Linked DNA regions of Homo sapiens: region 1 is linked to region 2. Evidence: read pairs that join two places in POLR2A ChIA-PET (ENCODE). Cell type or tissue: CD4-positive, alpha-beta T cell. All regions are shown on one strand. Each heading gives the region's core, and the rest is flanking DNA. Links, peaks and the distances in the headings are about the cores only.

Region 1 (9,826 bases), core at 649-8,648, 280 kb before region 2:
TAGCCTTAGTGCTCTATTTACACACTTCTGGGCCACACCTCTCCTCTCCCTGCTGTTAATCTGGGAAGAAAATCTTTGCCACTGGCCTGGATACCAGGAAAGGAAGAACTTGCTGAAGCCACTTGAAAACTGAATCCACTTTTTAGTTCTTCCTAGCCTAGTGGAATCAGACTGAGGTTTTCAAAACAACTGTATTCTGTCCAAAGAACGAGCATAAAGAAAATAGACAGAACTGAAAGGAAGGAGAGGTTTGGCTGACTTGATCCAGGTGGCTGATCCTAGTCTGCCGGTGACTCCTGATGACTCCTGGCCTTTACCTGTGCTCTACCCCATCAGACAAAAACCTGAACGCATTCCAGTCCTCAAATATGGCATTCTCTCTCTCCTTCCTGAAGCTCTTCACATGGGCCTTTTTACCTGGAAAACACTTGGTTGTACCAACTTCGACATTTCTCCAGAGGTAATATCCTCCAGGCTGTTTATCCTGACCTCTCAAGCTTCAGTGATATGTCTACATCTACCTTCCTATGATATTCAAGTATGAATCTTGACACTTGGCCTGCAGTAATGAAGTTCAGCTATGCATGCTGGTACTTTCTACTGTCTGCAGGGGAGGAGTTATGACCAGTAAATGAGAAGGTCAAACACAGGGTAACAAGGCAGTGCTAGAAGGAACCTAGGGAGCTTTGGGAGCTCAGGGAAAGGGTTATTTACCCAGGTATGGGCACCACGAAAGACTCCTCAGAGAAGAGGCTTAAAAGATGAGTAGAAAGATAAGGAGATTGGAAAAGGTCTTCTAAGAAAAGAAGACACTATGTGCAAAAGTTTAACAGTGAGAAAAAAATGGTGTGAGGTTAAGAGGATTGTATCAGTTAGCTTTTGCTGAGTAACAAGTCACCCTGATACTTAATGACGTAAAAAACAAAAACCACTTACTTGGATCACAGTTTTGCTGGTCAGCAACCTGAGATGAGCTCAGATTTGGAATGGGTAGTTCTGCTAATTTAAGCCAGACTTAGCTGATCTTGGCTGGGCCTCACTCATGCATCTGAAGACAGGTGCTAGGTTTTCTGGAAACTGGCTGCTGTCAGATGCAGTGCCTCTTATCTTCTCAACATGGCAACCAATCATCCAGCAGTTTATCTCAGGCTTTCTTATTTTCTGACTTATCAGGGTTGTAAAAGAGAAATCAGAGCCTATATGTTTTTTTTGAGGTCTGAACTCAGAATCTGTCCAGCACCAAGTTTTGCTACATTGTACTGGGCAAAGCAAGTATCCCGGATTCCAAGTAGAATATATTGGCTGTGTGCCCGTGTTTTCTGTGTGTCTTCTGCAGAGAATTCCATTCCATGCAGAACGGCCATCTTTATGCAATCTTCTTTGGGGTGTAAGCCTGGAGAAGCAATCCACAACCATATTATGAGAAGATTTATGAAGTCTACTAAAGTTTGGATTTTCCTTCAGGATAAAGGGAAAATTTGTTAAGTATTTTTAACAAGAAATGAAAGACATCAAGATGTACACAATTTGGAAGTTGCTCCCTGGGTACTCTTCTGTTGGTGTGAAAAAGACTACTACTTGCCTAAGTAGACCCAGAGAACTCATCTGCCTCTGGATTCCCAGGGCTGCAATTCACCAACCCTTGGTCTAAACAGAGTTAGTAGGCATGTGAAGAATTTATTAAGCACCAGCATGAAGGTAGGCATAGAGATCCATAGAACTGAGATGAAAATCCAGAAATGGACCCTTGCATTTGTGGTCAATTGATTATTGGCATCAAGACCAGCCAATGGGGAAAGAATACTCTTTTTAACAAACAGTGCTGGTACAATGGGCCATCTGCATGCAAAAGAATGAAGTTGGACTCAGTCACATGTTTTACACAAACATTAACTCAAAATGGAAATAAACATAAATGCAAGAGTAACACTATAAAACGCTTAGAAGAAAACATAAGCATAGTTCTTCATGACCATACACAGGGCAACAGTGCCGTCAATATGGTATGGAAAGCACAAGTGAGCAAAGAAAAAAAAGATAAACTGGTCTCATTCAAATGGAAAACTTTTGTGCCACTAAGTGAAGATTGAAAAAAGTGAAAGATTAACCCACAGAATGAGAGAAACTATTTGCTAAGAGATACTTGAAAATATTGACAAGGGTCTTACATCCACAATATATAAAGAACTCTTACAAGTCAGCAATAGAAAGGCAGACTAATACTCCAGTTTAAAAAAGTGGGCAGAATATTTAAATAGAAATTTCTCCTAAGGAGATCGATCAATAGCCAATAAGCACAGAAAAGCTGTTCAACACTACTAGTCTTTGGGAAAACGCAAATTAAGACCATAAGTATCACTTCGCACCCATTAGGATGGCTAGAATAAAAAAGACAGTAACCTCTGTTGGTAAGAGTATGCAGACATTGCTGGTGTGAATGCAAAATGTCACGGCTACTTTCGGACATAGTTTGGCAGTTCCTCAAAAAGGTAAACATAGAGTTACCAAGAGTCTGCAACTCCACTCCTAGGTATTCCCAAGAAAAGTAAAAACAAATGTCCACAGAAAAGCTTATATGAGAATGTTCATAGCAGCATTACCCATAATAGCCCCCAAATGGAAACAACACAAATAACCATTAACTAATAAATGGATATATTAAATGTTATATAGTCAACCAAGTGGAATATTATTTGGCAATAAAAAGGAATGAAATATGATATGATATGGATGAACTTTGAAAACATCACGCTAAGTAAAAGAAGCTACATATCTCATGATTCTGTTTATATGAAATGATCAGAATTGGCAAATTTATAGAGCTAGAAGGTAGATCAGTGGTGTGTAGGGCTGGGGTGAGGGTGGAGAAATGGGGGAAATGAGAATTGATGGCTAATACATTTGGGAGTACTACTTTTAGTAGGGGAAAACATTCTAAAATTAGATTGTGGCAATGATTACACAAACTTGTGAACATACTAAAAATCACTGAATTGTGTGCTTTAAATAAGATGAGTTATGTGGTAAATAAATTATATGTTAATAAATCTTTTAAAAAATTACTCATCACTAAATTAAGACATATTAGAGAAACTGTAGCAGAAGCAATGGCAATGCCTACCTAAATATAAAAGGGGTGTTGAGAAAAAGGAAAAGGAAATATTTGCAGAGGTGCCCAGGTCTCACTTAAGGACATCTGAAGGTTGATGGTGCCAGGTACATAGACCAGAAGGCTTGCCATAGATTATTTGCTGCTTCTGGGATGACTCACAGTGGCCAAAGTCTTCATATGATCCATACTGTGTGACCAGGTCTCCTGAGTAACTTTTCTTCTTAATCACGTTACAGAGAGATTCCTGGCAGATCTCGAACAGGCTGTTGTGAATCTGCACGCAGGTTGCACACTGTGCAACTTGAGTGGCTCAGTTTCATCACAGTCCTGCAAAGTCAGGCCCCTGAAGATGCAGAGCATCCAGCCTGCCCGGCCATTTGCTGTGGCCCTGGCTATGCATCCATCTGCAGGCCAGTAACTTTGTTGATGTCTAACTGATTTTCAGAGGTTGCTCCTAAGAGGGATTTCTCTCAGGTCTCAAAAAGAGAAAAAAAGTATCTGCTTTTCCTGATTTAGTCTGTTCTTAGCTGGTAAACTCTTAGAGTATTTAACTGATTATGATTGTTTGGGCCCCTGAGAAGGCCACAAGTTAAATTTGCAGTTTTCTTTTAGTAATTTTCTAAAACTTTGGACAATGTTTCTCAAACCATAGTGTAAATTGTCTGGAAATTGAAACATTAAAATATGCTGTTTGCATATCTGCCCTCAACTATGGCCATTTAGCAGGTCTAGAAACGGGCTAAGAATCTACGTTTTGGCCAGACAGCAGGTGATTCAGATACAGGGGGTAAATAGATGACAAATTTAGATACCTCCCCTCATGGTAAGCCCTTTTATCATTTAATTCTTCCTTGTTCTATCTTATCTATTTTTTTTATCATTGTTCCTTTCAACAGATGTGTGTGTATGCTTACTTACAATTTGTTATTTTCATTTTAAATCAAGTTGTTTTTGTAAATAATGCAGGCTATGAACTTATCAATTAATTAATTAGTATATGAAATTTGCACAGCATATTGCAGTTTCAAGGTGCTTGTGCAGGCATAATTTTCTTTCCTGTGACCCTCAAAGCAGCCTCCTGAATTCTGTATTGTTATTCTAGTCTAACACATTAAAAAAAAAAAAAACCGAGGTTTAGTGAAGTAACTTACAGGAACAAGAAAGTACTAACTTAAAAAACGAAAACAACTGAAAGGACTACCTGTGCGGCATGCCCAGTATGGGCACTCTATGATGCTGCAAAGATAGAGTTACAGGCATTTGCAGAAATGGGTCGAGTTTCCATCTCAGAAGGGAAGTGATCTTTCTAAAAATTTACCCACGAGAAAAAGCAGCCGATCTCAGCTCTGGTTTCAGACCGGAGATCAACAACCCTTTATCGGGTTGTTCAGGTGACCTCTCTTGGTCCAGCCTTGTTTCAACACATCTCCGGCATCTGAAACCACATTAGTTATCCCCTCCCCTACCACCTGGGCTCTGACCACAGTGGGAGCCTTACCGAATATCAGGGTGTTGAATATTCACAGCCAACCATGCGCATGCTCCTGTGGGGAGAGGACCTCCCCATGCCCAGGCCTCCTGGAACTGCAGGGCTTAGAGTTCGGACGGTGGATAGAAAGGGAAGGCACAGGGCAGCAGTGATTAGATCTGGTGCCTGGCAGACCTGCTAGGAAGCAGCAAAGTTCAGTGGGAAAAGCTAGGCAGCTCTTGGTCTAGATTCCAGCTTGATTTCTCAGACTGTAAAAATTCTCTTATGCAACTGACTTAATGTCTATAAAGCTTTAGATTCCTCACCTATAAAATAGGGTTTCTGATACCCACATCTAAGGTTCAAGTGATAAGCACATAAAGCAAAGTGTGTAGTCTGCCCCAGGTGTATCAGTCCTCACAATAAGTTAGATCATCTTTCTTTCCCTCCCTGTGTTTATTTAATTGGCTCCATGATTTGTTTCCCATTGCTGCCGTAACAAGTTAGCATGAACTTAGAAGCTTAAAATAACACAAATTTATGATCTTGCAGTCTGGAAGTTAGAAGCCCCAAATCAGGATGCCAACAGGCTGGCGTTCCTTCTGGAAGCTCTAGAGGAGAGATTGTTTCCTTCTCTTTTCTACCTTCTAGAGGCTGCTTGCATTCCTTGGCTCATGGCCACTTCCTTTATCTTCAAAGTACATCACTTCATCCTCTGCTTCTGTGGTCACGTCTTCTTCTCTGACTCTGACCCTCCTGCTTTCCTCTTATAAGGACCCTTGTGATTACATTGGGCTCATTCAGATAATCCAGGATAATCTCCCATCCCAAGACCCTTAATCTAATAACATATGCAAAATTATCTTTTGCCAGGTAAGGTGACGTATTCACAGGTTCCAGTCATTAGAATGGGAGCATCTTTGGGGGTCATTACTGAGTCTATTACGAAGGAAGGTCCAGAAGATGCCTCCATAAAAGCATGTCCTAAAGCCATGGCTAAGAAGATGATGGTGGAACATGAAACATGTTTGCTACAATAATTTAAGCCACATCTAAGAGAGATGTGGAGCCACAGGGCACTGTAAGAGCTTCCTGCATCCTCATAGGGTGTCCTAAATTAGAACACACTCAGATCTTTTCCTTCAAGCACTAACCCATGAAAATCCCTCTGAAAACTCCACCGCCATTTGTTCTTCAGTCTCTGCCAAGCTCCTCCAGTGATGACAATCCCCAGGTTTCCTAAGTTCAGCTTTACCTGTAAGAAATTCTTTCTAGATATGGAAAAGATCTCTCTGAAACCTGCTTAGGCTCTTTCATTCTGTCCCTGGAGCCACAAAGAAGAAAAACCCAGCCCCTTTGCCTTCAGAGATCTTTTCCTTTTGCAGACAGTGAGTGATTGTGAATGCCTCTTCCTGTTTACACTCTGGTAAGAGTTTACATCTCCATAATAAACATTCTAATTTTCTTAACTATTTCTTGTGTAAAACAGTTTGGAATTCCCCTTTCATCCTGGTTACTCTCCTCTGATGCATTCTATTTTTTAATGACTTATTGAAAAATTAAAAAAAATCAGACTGTAAAAATAATTTACATTCCCTTTTGAAATTTGAAACAACAAAGAAGAAAATCAGTTACCCATAAATCCATCACCAGTGAGAACCACTGAGTGTGTATTTTTTCCAGTCCTGGGATAGACCTGGATTATAATCTAACTGCTCTCACAGAGGCATTGTGTGACTGTGGCTCTCTCCTCCCACCCCCACTTTTTTCATCTCCAAGATAAGATGCTAGCTTTGAATTCTTTTTTCCCTCTATATATCTGTGAAAGTCATTTGTTTCAAATATTCACACTGGATTCTGGCTAGAATAGAAGAGCCTCGCTTATTATTAACTTTTTGAAAAGAATATTACTTCTGAAGGCCCAACTTATAAGAAAATGTATGATTTGTCCGTGGAGATGTCAGCCTGAATTCTGCTGAGTCATCTTATTACATTTCCACAGTCCTGGGTCTCAGTGTTACCCCATTGAGTGGATCTCACTCCAGTCCTTAGCACTGGGGTCTCCAACAGCCTTGGAATTTGTTTTCTGCCTTGTATCCATTTCCTCACAATTGCATCTCCCCAGAGCAGCTCCATGTTTATTAGACAGTCATGAGGAAATGGAGGCCTTCTCTGAGGAACAGAGAAGTAGGGGTTCAAATCTGGAACTCTGAGTGGCATGCGATGCCAATCTTTTCTTGGTAGTAAACAGCCTGTTTGTGAGAAATCAGACTTTACAAAGTCCTTTAATATACATCTCACTTGAACCTCACAACAACCCATTAGGTTATATCTTTATATAACCTTTTTTATAGAAAGAAAAGAAAGAAAGAAACCTAAACTTTCAGAGAGATTCAGAGAAGTGAATTTAAACTTTTTCAACCTCAATGCATAGTAAGATATGCATTTAACTACAATCCAGTCCAAATATATGCATGGAACGATAGACAGACAGACAAACTAGATACAGACACATAAACAGATAGAGAAATAGCCAGATACATATATAGGCAAAATGAGAAACAGAAGTTTTACCAAACATATTTACAGCTAGCTAGCTATGTGACAGATAAACTAAACAAAAGTTGCCCAAAACAACATTCCTTCCAAATGTGGGTGTTTAAATCTGATATTTTCTATTTTATAATATTCTGTTTTGTTGTTTTGAAACGCCAGTTGTACTCAGCTGATTTCATGAACCTCCAGCAGGTCATGACCATAGTGTGAAAACACTGGTGTTGAAACCCTAACCAAGAGTGCACAGCCCAGTGTACAGCAGAATGAGCCTCCTGTCACCAGCCCAGAGCTCTCAGACAGAATTGAGTTCCTGTACAGTAGGACTTTCCACTCATGTCTGTGGTCTAGGAGGAGATTGGGTTGGGCAAACACCAGGCACGATGGAGCAACCATTAACCCTGGAGTTGTGAAGACAGGTGAGGTGTCTGGGAAAAAGCAGGGAGGTGTCTGGGAAAAAGCAGGGAGGCTGGAATGCCACAGAAGTGGATTCTAACCCTCAGAGGCTGGCTTCACTGTTCAGGTCATCACTTCCTGCTCAGTCTCAGTCCCTAATAAATGAAATGTCTGCTCAGCAGCAATGTTGGAAGAATTAAATAAATTGAGTGGCTTATATGAAGCTTATGACCAGTGCTGTGAGCTCAACTGATCCTAGCCTCCTTTTTCTAAGGACATTCCATATATAGCATATTGCTGTAGTGGGGTGCTCTGAGGCAGGGCCCCAATATTTCTGAAATTCGGGGATCTGAAACATGGAAGCATATATTTCTTTTGGGTGGAGAGTGTTTGTTCCAGGTGAAGTCACACTGGAGATCCAGTTAAACATGCATTGCATAAGGTCAATATCTACCAAAGTTGTGTATGGGGGAAGACATGTAACCTTGGGAAAAATCCAGAATCTATGAAATTATTCGAGTGCTTAATGTTCCCACTAGGATGTTTAACATCTACTGAGTGAAGTGAAAGTCTGCCTTCCTAGGTCTCTAAGGACCACGTGGGGTCTGGCTGAGGCTTGGCATCAGGGCATAGCTGGCTCTTCACAGGGAGATGACCACAGCTGCCCAGGCCATGGTAGGCTGAGAATGAAGGAGGAGGAGCATAGGGACCTTTGTGAGGGCAGGAGGTTTCCGGGTAGAAAGAACAGTGCTAAGTCACTATTGAGGTTGAGGTGCTTCCTCTTTGGGTTGTAAATTCATTCTGCCCTTCCCACTCCCTCAGTGGGATCTGCAACCACAGCAGACCCATGAGGGAAGGAGCAGAGCCCAGTCTGTGCATGTGTGCATGTGTGTGAACATTGAAGTGAGTGGGAGATGGCCATGGTAGTACAGAGAAGTCACAAGAGAATCAGGGAAGAAGGATGGAGAAGGTCAAGCCTCTCCATCCTCGAGGTCAAGGTATGAGAGAGGCAAACAACCAGAGTGTCTGAGAAGGCAGAAGGATGGGTTTCAGTGAATCCTGTGGCATGAAGATTTAGGTTATTAACACGGGGATATGACGGAAGATGGCGCAAGGACAGCTCGGGAGTGAGTTTATGACTCCATGCTTCTGAGACCTGAGCATCCTGCTATGTTCCAGGCACAATGTCAACCCTCTCAGTCATTCATTTATGCCCTAGAATGAGCCTGTAGGCATGGTACTATTGTTATGCCTATTTTACAGTAAACAGAGACACAGAGAGATGAAGAAAATGGACCAAGTTAATAAGTGAAAAAAGGCAGAAATGAACCCAGTTGGGTTGGCTCTGCAGCTTGTCGTTGTAACTGCGATGCCCTGGTGCCTGTCTGTGCTCCGTGTTTCTACCCCACTGCAACTCAATGGGCAAACTGCAGAGACTCCAGTGGCTGTTAAAGTGCAGATACTCCTTTTAAAACTAACCACTTCCCTTTTGCTTTTGACTGAAACTCATTGCAGGACCACAAGCTGAGAGAGGGCAGCAATGGAAACCCAGCCAAACTATTAATGGAAGGCTGGGTCCCATTCTTTATTATCCTTCTGTGGTCTCGTCACCAGCAGGGTGAGCCAAAGCCGAGGGCAAGAACACGCTGGGTGACCTTCCACACCCCAAATGCAAGATCAAGTGCTGTGGAGAAGGAGGTAAGCTGTGGCTCTTCATTAAAGCAAATATCATTAGACATATGTTCAAGATAACAGAGTGTTTTGACCCCAGCAAGCATTTGAACTGCAGTGAAAATTCATTTTCCTTCTCTGAGGGTACAGGAAGCAGAGAATTTTTCCAGGACTAAAGCCACCATTATGAATACGTATTCCTCAATAATGAAACCTGTATTAATAATTGAATTAGTAATTCAACAAATATTTTGGCAGGCCTACTATGTTTTGGGTAGTGTGTGTGTGTGTGTGTGTGTGTGCGCATGCACACCTGCACAGGACATCTTTATAATTTGCTTCTCATCATGTTTTTTCTAGTAACTGCCCAGCTTGACTGTCCATATCTTTACTGTTATTTTAAAATCCACTTTAGTGGTAGAATGTTACTCTGTCCCCTGGCTGTTTTATTGGTCTCGTGTTGGTCATCCAACCCCAAATAAGCCAATCTAAGGCTTATCTAGGAAATTTTGAGACAGAAACTGGGAAATGGGGTACAGTTTTGTTGAGAAAGTCTGGAAGAGAGAAGGGATATGTGAAGACTTTGGCTGAAGTGTTGGCTACCACATTTCTTATCAAGTAGATAT
Region 2 (9,826 bases), core at 709-8,708:
TTTCAATCCATAATAAAAGCATTTTCGTACTTTTGTGCATTTTGTACTTTTGGAAGGAGATGGAGTCAGATGGAAATTCTGCTCACTCCGCCACCCACTAGCTGTGTGGCCTTGTATAAATCTATTAACCACTCTGAGTCTTATTTTCCACTTTTGAAAAACAGGGGTTAAAAATGCTTTCCCTAGAGTGTGATTGTGAGTAATAGGTTAGAGTAATATATACACAGTTCCCGGCCAAGGGAGGCACTCAAAAAATGCAACAGCCATAGTGGTAGTTGATACCATTATTTATTATTTGATGTTATTATTTGTTAAAACCACCCAGAGAGTGTTGCCTGAAACACTGGCTTAGAGCTTTGCATCCCAAATGTTCTCTATACTGCCGTTTGCATCTGTTTATCACCAATGCTGACATGAGTCAATGAAGCTCATAAGGAGTGTGACCGTCTGTAATAATATCTTCCATGGGGTCCAGAGGAAACAAACATGCGCACTTCCAGAGAACTGTGTATAAATATTCATATCACTTTACGTTTAGGGCATTTTGCACTAGTTGTTGATACCATTATGCATTTAGCATGGTCATGACAATCAGGTTTGAAACTCTTGGTTAAAGCGAAAGTCTTGCAAGAAAACATAAATGTGGCTGCATTACACTTGGGGAGACTAAACTTGAGGGAGCCAAAGATTGGAATTATGCAGTTTCAAAGGCCATACCCTGAGCTTCACAATCCTGCCTGAGTCAGCAATTGCAACAATAATGCTGTATAACAAATCATCCCAGCTCAGATGCTTGAAAGACTAAGTATTTCTTCTCACGCTCATTGGTTTCTAGGTTTACTGTGGTTCTGTTGAGCTAGACTTGTCTCAGCTGATCAGCTCTGCTGCAGACTGCATGTCTCCTGAGCATGGTTTTAAGCTATAGATTGGGTTCTCATCCACTCAATGTGTATTTGTTCTGGGATCCCAGCTTAAGGGGTGACAGCTACCTCAGACATGTTATAGCCTAAATGCAGAGAAGAGCAAGCACATCTAAGGTCTCTGATTGCATCATGTCCACAGGCACTCCAGTGGTTAGGTGAAGCCACATGGCCAAGCCCAACCTCAGGAAGTAGGGAAGGAAATTCTGCACGGTAGTATTGGGGAAGAGGGGAATGAGTTTTAGCTGACAAATAATCCAAACTATTGAGTACCCTGCAAACAACAGCATACAGAAAACTAGAATAGCAGCAACCACCATACCTTCTTTATCAGCAGAATGCTAATTCCCTTTAAGGCATCTCTAATGGTTGACAGCCAGCAGCCATTCTGACTGGTCAAGTGTCAGTTTTGCTTGGTAGTGCCCTAAACTTAATAGCTTTAAAATAGCTTGACTATCACCCTGGATTGTCAGTATCTACAACGATACCAGCAAACACCAACTTCCTAGGGCCTGCGATATCAGCACCAATGAATTCCACTCAGAACCCCCAAAATTCTAAAGACAGGGTCCTAGCACTGCTGAAATTGTGATGTGGATACAGGTTTCAGAGTGAAGGAGCTAGGAGTTTAATAATATCTCTGATGCTTCCCAAAAATGTGGCCCTGGGCAACGACATGATCTCCTGAATCTCAGGTCTTTAGTGGGGTTGCTTGTGGTGCTGCCGTGAACAGTAAACTACTGGATGCGTGGAAATCAGCCAACACAGGGCCTATAATTTACAGTGTGCACCCACTAAATGATTACTCTCTTCTTGCTTTACTATTAGCTTGAATCTTATGGAACTGTCAGAAATAATCAAGAGTTGGCAATTCCATACAGTTCAACCTAACAGGTAATAAAACCCTTATGGGCAAATGTAATATTTTGTATAACTCTATTCCTTGCAATCCTGGTTCATTCCTCATCTGTGGAAATGAAAGCCAAGGATGGGAAATGCCCAATGAAGATATGGCCAAATGTTGAATGTTGTAGCAGAACGGACACCCCCTGTGTTAGTATCACTCCAGTGATGAAGATGGAATGGTGGGGTTGTAAAGAGGTATAGACAGATAGAGTATAGATAAGTGAATCTACTGTTTATCTGCTTTCCTACCACCAAGGTAGGACGTGTCAAGTAAGAGCAATGGTATAAGGAAGGGTGGGTGTTCTGCAGAAGTTCAAGGGGCTGGGAGGCCACAGGAGAAAATCTGTGCCCATTTTATGGTGTGCAGAGAAGATCGTGTAATTTGAAATTAAGCAGATATGGGGGTTTTAATGTCAGCTCTTCCAAAAACATGCATAAAATCTTGGGCAAGTCACTAATTTCTCTGAACTTTTCACCTATGAAAATGACATAGTTCTCACAGGAACGTTGCAGGCCTCATAGCGATGGTCTAGCTATCAATATCTAACAGAGAGCTTGTTTTCTGGCAGGGGGTGGGAGGGCTCAGCCATCTTGGTGACACATCACTATCCCATTTTTTTTTCTCCAGGCTGGTCTTGAAGTTGGGGCAAAATGAATGCCGAGCAACAAAATTCTAGGGTGTCTAGGTCTTCTTAGTGCAGACTTTAAAACTGTACCAAAGGGATTTGCCAAGAAACTCGCTGTCATTTCCAGAGCAAGCTATTTTCATTTCCCCCACTGGTGCTATAGCAGCCGGAAACTTTGCTGCAGTCCTGCCCTCTGGACACCATCTAAAAGCACAAGCAAGCTGTAGACATGGGCAGTGACTGGGTATCCAAGGAAGACAGTCATATATACAATAATGACTGAAATTAATTTGTCTTATCCCTTCTAGGCCAAGGGATAAAACAAGAGAAAAGCAGGGGGAAAGAAAAAAAAAATAACAAGGGAAAGGCCCTAAATGAACTTCAGGATCAAAAATAGATCCTCTCTAACATTAGTAGAAGACGGTAATGTTATCTATTGTGTGCACCTTTAGCCAGAATAAAGCATTTAACAAACAACATTTATTGAGTTCCTACTCTGCGCCAGGCACTATACCAGCCACAGGAACCAACATTGAAACAAGCAAGATGCCTGCATCCCAAAAGCCTCATTCTTTTTGCCCAAACAGAGGGGAAGGAAGATCGATTCTATGGGGGTCTTGTTTCCATCTGAGGAATGAGGGTCAAGGATGGGAAATACCCACTGGAAATACATCGAAAGCATCTTGCCATCAAGACGTCTGTTAAATGAACAGCAATTAGTAATACCACGTTCTTTTTGTTCCTTCTACATGCTCAGCATTATCCTAGAAAATGCAGGGAGAAGGAATAAAATATAAAGTCTTGCTGCTCCTCTCCAGAATTTAAACTCTAGCTCAAGAGATTGGATTACCACCTGTGCAGAAATTGCAAAGAAGACAAGAAAATACTGACTTTATTTATTTTCATTTTAAACAGAGTTCATCTCCTTGGACTTCCTTTTGGGAAACTGTTTAAGGAACTCACATACAATACATTTAAACAGCTAATGGCCAGGAATAGAAGTTCAATACATAAACAGGAGAGCATGTAGCATCAGCTAACCACCAGGTTTTTTGTACTTACTCTATCTGCACCCCAATTTGCTCTTGAGCTCCCTGGCAGCCAAAGCAAAGGGAAAATATGGTCAATTGCAAATGTTTGCTTTTATTTTTGTTTTGTTCTTAAGAAAGAGGACACAAAACAAATCCTCTGGAAGATCTAGTTAGCATCATGGATAAAGTCCAAAACACTTGCTTTTAGAATAAATGCATACCTAATTTCATAGGATTGTTTTCCATAATGACTCTCAATAAAACTCAAAGATGTAACAAAACATTACTTCCAAGTAGGTGGTTTGTCAAGGGGCTACAAAAAATGGTTGAAGTCTATATCTTTCCAGGGATCTAACTCGATAAAAGAACTTAACTCAGCACAGCAACTTATATGAGTGGATAAATAACAGGTGCCTCCCGCAGTCTTATCATTTCTCTAAAGATGGGTTTTGTTGGAAAGTAGAAGATCTGAGATTATGCTTTCTTGTGGGCACCTAGATAAATGGTAATCTGTGTTTCTAACTGATGGAAAACCTACACAGTTTGTAAAGCAGACAAGTGGATGATATGTATAAAAGTATATTATAGAAAAATTGACTGGGCAATCAATCCATTAATGAATCCAATGGCTATCCATAGACCACCATCTTAGTCATTCAAATATCTGAGGCATAGCCAGTGGTATTCAGTAGGTGCTCAGTAAATGCTTTTGAATTGAATTCCTAGGAAATGAGAAGCTTAGGTGGCAAAACCCTGAAGGGCTTCACCCGTACTTGAAGATGTCTGGTGACTATCAACATTTCCAGCATCACCTCTGCCGTTTTTGGCCTTTGTGAGCCAGAGCAGGTGGTGACCGCACGATTTGCCAAGGTTAGCTGACCCCAAAAGATTGTGCAAAAACTCCTACTACATCCTGTCAAAGAAACAAAAATGATCATGTCCTTGGGACAATTACTGTCTTTGGAGCATCAGGTTTGATTCTATAATTCATGTATACTTAGCTCAAGCTCTGTCTGACACAAGCTATTTTGCCAGGCTCACTGCCTATCTCATACCCCTGGGTCTTGCTTTTAACTTTTTTTGTGAGTCTGCCCTTGACGACCAGTTCTACTATTATCCCACCTCAAGGGGATGATTCGCCATCTAAGGAACAGTGTATGTCTGTCTTGTTGCCCATCATCCTCCCCCTTTCCTGTTCAGAGATCCGCATGGCCTTCCTGGACTATTGAAACACAATCCTTCCTCCATCTTCCAGGCAGCTACTCCAGCCCTGCTGTCAACATTCAAAACCAACCATGGAACATCACTAATGGGCATCCAGTCAACTCCAGGACCAACACCCTTTGTGATCTTCTCCACTGACCACTCCTTTCTTCTCCCTCTGTCTTTCAGCAACTGGTGTTTGCTGTATATTGTTATTTTGGAGTTAGAATTCATATATAACAATTCACCTCTCTGAAGAGGCCATTTATTTCTGGCCATTTATCTAAAACAGCAGACCACACTCTGCCCCATCACATACTTTAGTTTTCTCCTCAACAGTTATTTGTACTTGAAATTATGCCATTTGTTTATTGGCTGTCTTCTTTACTAGGATATGAGCTCACAGAGATCAGGAACTTCACAGTGCCCCCAGAGCCTGGGACCAGGCCTGGCTCACTGTGATCTCCAATGAATGAGTGAAGGAATGAAGGAATGAATGAACACCTCCTCACATAGACTATGCTGTATTTTATCTCTTTACCTTTGTGTTTTGTTATTGTTGGTTCCTTGCTTTGCATTTGTTCAAATCATTACCCTCTGCCAAAAAAATAAAAAAAGTTTATTCGTCTATGTGTCCCTTATTTTAAACTTTGGGTTAGATATCAGATGCTGCCTTATTCAGAAGCTCTCCTAGCCACTTCTGCAGTTGTCTCTTCTCTGAGGGCCCACAGTCCCCTCTGTTTGTTTATTTGTTGGTGCATTTGCTCCTTGGAACTGTAATTGTCCATCTGTGTCACTATTCCCCTTAGGAGACATTTTCTCCTTGAGGTCCCTGACTAGAGCTCACTCATCTCCATGGTCCTTGTGTAGAGAACAGTGCTCACTGTTCTAGCTTATCAAATTTTTCATAGCTTATGTAGTTAATACTCTATGTTGCTCATGTTAATGTATTAGACACCATCTACTCAAACCATCATCATTACCACCGTTTCATATGTGCTGAAACTGAGGCTTGGAGGAGGGAATGGCTTGCCCAAAGTCACAGTGCTCTATGCTGGTGGCTGTACTCTGGATCCCAGACCATTGGCCTCCAGTCAAATAGTCACCTTCAAGACATATGACCATCTGGTGGATCCCTAATTTTTTTGGCAATTAAATCTGACCTTTCTATCAGTGCGGTAAGCTTCCTGAGGACAGAGAGTGTCTTCCACCTTCCTTGTATGCATTTAGGGAATGGAGCTGTGCTTTAAACATAATAAGCAGTTAATAAATATGTGTGGGCTGAACTATTCATTTGATAACAAACTGCTAGAGAGTTTTCTGCTTGGATGCATAAACATAAACATACACAAGGGGATATATTTAGCCATTTTCTTGCTGTTTTAATTTTATACGTGTTGCATATGTATTTCTACCAGCTATATTGGCTTCCTCTTAGAAGTAGAAAAGATAAGAATCAATTAGTCTCTCAATTAATCAATCATGTTTTTATCATTTACTGTCCTTTACAGTAGAAAATCTTGCTGAGTTGTTTGTTTTGTTTTTATTTTTATAGTTTAGCAAAATGGATGTTACTTTACCTCTGTTTAACAATTAAGAAAGAGAGACCCCTGAAATGTTTCCCCAAAGGCATGGCCAACTGGGGAAGACTGAGGAAGTGCATGAGTAATGGGTCCCCGACATGGATGCCAACAAATAGTGTTGGATTCTATATTTTGAAGCTGAAACAAGATTCAGAATAATTTTGGCCAGATGTCAACAACTTTTTCCTCTTTTCTTTTTTGTAATGGGGCAGATAGTGAGTATTTCAGGCTTTGTGGGCCTTAAACAGTCTTCATCATAGCTACTAAATCTTACTGCTGTAGAGCATCAATAGTCATAGACAATATGCAAATGAATGACCATGCCTGTGTTCCAATAAAACTTAATTTATGGACAATGAAATTTGAATTTCACATAGTTTCTGCCATGTGTCATGAAATATTATTCTTCCTTTGCTTTTTTTTTTTTAAGTTTATTCTTAGCTCCAGGGCCATACAAAAAGAGGAGATGGCTGAATTTGCCACACAGGCTGTAGTTTGCAGAGCCCTGATCTAAGAGCACCTCCCTTTCACCTTGAAAAGGAAAATGGAAGAGGAAATTCGGATGGCGAAATCATGGCCAGGCTCCATCAATAGCCCACTCCTTCTGGTCCTCCATGTTTCTGTCCAGCGCATGGGATCTCCTTCAGTTCTCTATCTCCTTATTGTAAATAGCTGGGCATTTAGTAAATAGAAAACAAATTTCTGGATTAACTGATAACAAAAATACCTTTGCAAGCCAGTGCCAGCAACTGCCAGATTGTTCTTTGAGGCAAGCAAGGCCCCCAGAGGATTCTAGGTACACACCTTCCACATCTCATCAACAGCCCAAATGGAAAAACCTCCTTCCTACGTGGAGGTGAGACCCCCACACTGGAAGGGTGGCGGAACTCAAGCCAGAGCCCCAAGGATCTGATTGGCAGACGTCTCTGATCCACAAAGTTCTTTTAACTGACGCAGCAAATGACCTTGAGCTCGAGTAGAAAAACAACGGGCTTCTAGTACATCCCAATTTGCTCCTCTGAGTAAAGTCACATGAAAAGACATATCTAGCAGGTGGGGACTCAGGAGATGTACCCTCCAAAGAAGCAGGATATAAGGGGTGACAAAAGACTCCTTAGCCAAAGTCAATGCATTTTAATACAATATTTAAAAAATCAAAATTAATAATGAACATCTAGACAAAGGAAACATCAAAATTTTAAATAAAGTCAAGATTGAGTACTGTACATGCTTGTCTCCCTGGCTTCATAATAATATTCCCTGTAGTTCCTGCCTTTATTGAAAAATTTTGGTTTTTTTAGCATAGATTTTTTTACAATCATTTTGAATTTTGGAAATACGGAATTGTTCAGAAAACACTGTACAGAATGTAAAGGAGGCAAAAGGAGACTTATATAGTTTTATCTTTAAAGAAGACACCAAAAACACACTTACTTGCCCGAACACAAAGAATCCAACTGTGACCCATGAGCATTCATATCTGTTTTGCTGCCATCTCAAGTTGCTGAGCATATTTTTTTTTTTTTTTTTTTTTTTTTTGAGACGGAGTCTCGTTCTGTCGCCCAGGCGGGAGTGCTGTGGCGCGATCTCCGCTCACTGCAAGCTCCGGCTCCGAGGTTCACGCCATTCTCCTGCCTCAGCCTCCCGAGTAGCTGGGACTACAGGCGCCCGCCACTGCGCCCGGCTAATTTTTTGTATTTTTAGTAGAGACGGGGTTTCACCGTGGTCTCGATCTCCTGACCTCGTGATCCGCCCGCCTCGGCCTCCCAAAGTGCTGGGATTACAGGCGTGAGCCACCGCGCCCGGCCGCTGAGCATCTTTCAGGGAAAAAAGAATCACTGAATGTGTCCACTTGAATGTAATCCCAGGCTAGTTGTCTCTCTAAATTATAAAATGTTTGACTGTCACTATCTATCTCATGAAGACTCAGCACTTACATCTGTCCAGTGCCTCGGAATAATTCACGCTGAGGAAAAGCCAACACTACACTAAGTGGAGTGGTCACATACCCTATGGTAAGTCTCAATACTCTGTCCGGTAAGGTGTGAGTCAGTCTAATCACAGGCACTGAGATTAGAATGCAGTAATTGACGATTTTTCATCGACAGCAATGTTTACTACCTATTCTGCAAAAACAGAGCTTCTTAAAATATTACAGAACAAATTTTTCCTTAGAATCTCCAAAATTTACACTCAAAAATAACACTGATGCTTTCCTCCCCTTTCACTAATAGAAATATCAGTTATTTCTCAGAGTCCCCCACACAAGCGGCTAGAGTAGAGAAATTCCTAAAGAATTTCATTCTGATCTTGACTCCTAAGAGTCATCAAGCATGAATCCTTGAGGCTACCTATGTCCTTCTCTCTCTGGGTACCCTCTTCACACGTCCTTGGCTAAATATCTCTGCCATTCCTGATGCCTTAGCCTGAACCAAATAAGACATCTGAAATAACAAGCCAGTCTTCTTTCCATATCAATCGTTGACAGCCATAAGCATCTCTTTGATGTTTGTAGACAGAAGAAGATGGAAGAAGGCATAATTAGTTGGTGTTTTAATGTGTGTGGTATTTTCCACTTTTTCTAATTCCTTTTTTAGCTAAAGTTCAAATTGTACAGTCAAAGAAGGCACTGGCAGAAGGAGTGATTATATGTTTCAGAGGTCAGAAGCCTGACCCTTTGCTGTGAAAGTGCCTGGAGGCGAAATTGAGCCAAGTTCAAAGGGAAGTCTAATTGGCTTTCTTGAGAACTGGTGCTCTTGAAATATTGAGTTGCTGCTATAGGCTGTCCAGAATGGCCCTCAAGAGGCGGTCTTTAAAATGCCACTGGATAGCATCACTCCCTTGCAATAAGTTGGCTTCTAGGGTCCTCCCTGAGCCTAGATCATTTATTCATTCAACAGGAAATATATATATATACATCTATATATATGTATATATATATATATAGATGTATATATATATATGTATTTTTTTTTTGAGATGGAGTCTTGCTCTGTTGCCCAGGCTGGAGTGCGGCGGTGTGATCTTGACTCCCTGCAACCTCCTTCTACCAGGTTCAAGCGATTCTTCTGCCTCAGCCTCCCGAGTAGCTGGGACTACAGGCGTGTGCCACCACACCCGGCTAATTTTTTTTTAATTTTTAGTAGAGACGGGGTTTCACCGTGTTAGCCAGGATGATCTTGATCTCCTGATCCCGTGATCCACCCACCTTGGCCTCCCAAAGTGCTGGGATTACAGGCATAAGCTACTCTGCCCAGCCCAGCAACAAATATTTTTTAAGCATTGTCTGTGTGCCAAGCACACTGTTCTTCCACGGGAGCTGTGTTCAAAACCCTTTATTCAAGAGATCAATGCTGCCTAATGCTAGAAAAGACCATTTATTCTTCCTGCCATGGCCGTGCCATCCAAAGAATCTGTCTTTGCTGAAACAGTGGCCGATCAGTCATATAATTCATTATCAAAGCCTACCAACTAATGGAATCTCCCCTTTATCCTACTCCATTGAGCTTTACTAAATTCCTCCCCCACCCCTACAAATGCCCAAAAGTTTCTTTCTT

Evidence for each region. ChIA-PET counts read pairs that join two places held together with the same protein. Peaks named below come from ENCODE experiments on the same cell type or tissue, not always from the same donor. Only the 100,000 strongest peaks of a DNase experiment are listed, where the experiment ranks them.
Region 1: POLR2A ChIA-PET joins it to region 2 with 7 read pairs; 5 of 35 experiments call an interaction of 5 or more read pairs at or near these places.

What each region holds. Positions count from the first base shown.
Region 1 is chr14:97,698,749-97,708,574 of GRCh38, forward strand. It overlaps LOC105370651 (a long non-coding RNA gene), which reads left to right and starts at 7,387. Exons shown (of 5, transcript XR_944186.4): 1 at 7,387-7,552; 2 at 9,045-9,227. In CD4-positive, alpha-beta T cell, for the core only: no CTCF peak of the experiment used is centred there; DNase peaks (open chromatin) are centred at 4,413 and 7,443; H3K4me3 peaks cover 595 bases; H3K27ac peaks cover 4,453 bases.
Region 2 is chr14:97,980,777-97,990,602 of GRCh38, forward strand. No RefSeq gene overlaps it. Among named protein-coding and RNA genes, the nearest start is that of LINC01550, 7.6 kb to the left of the region's middle. In CD4-positive, alpha-beta T cell, for the core only: no CTCF peak of the experiment used is centred there; no DNase peak of the experiment used is centred there.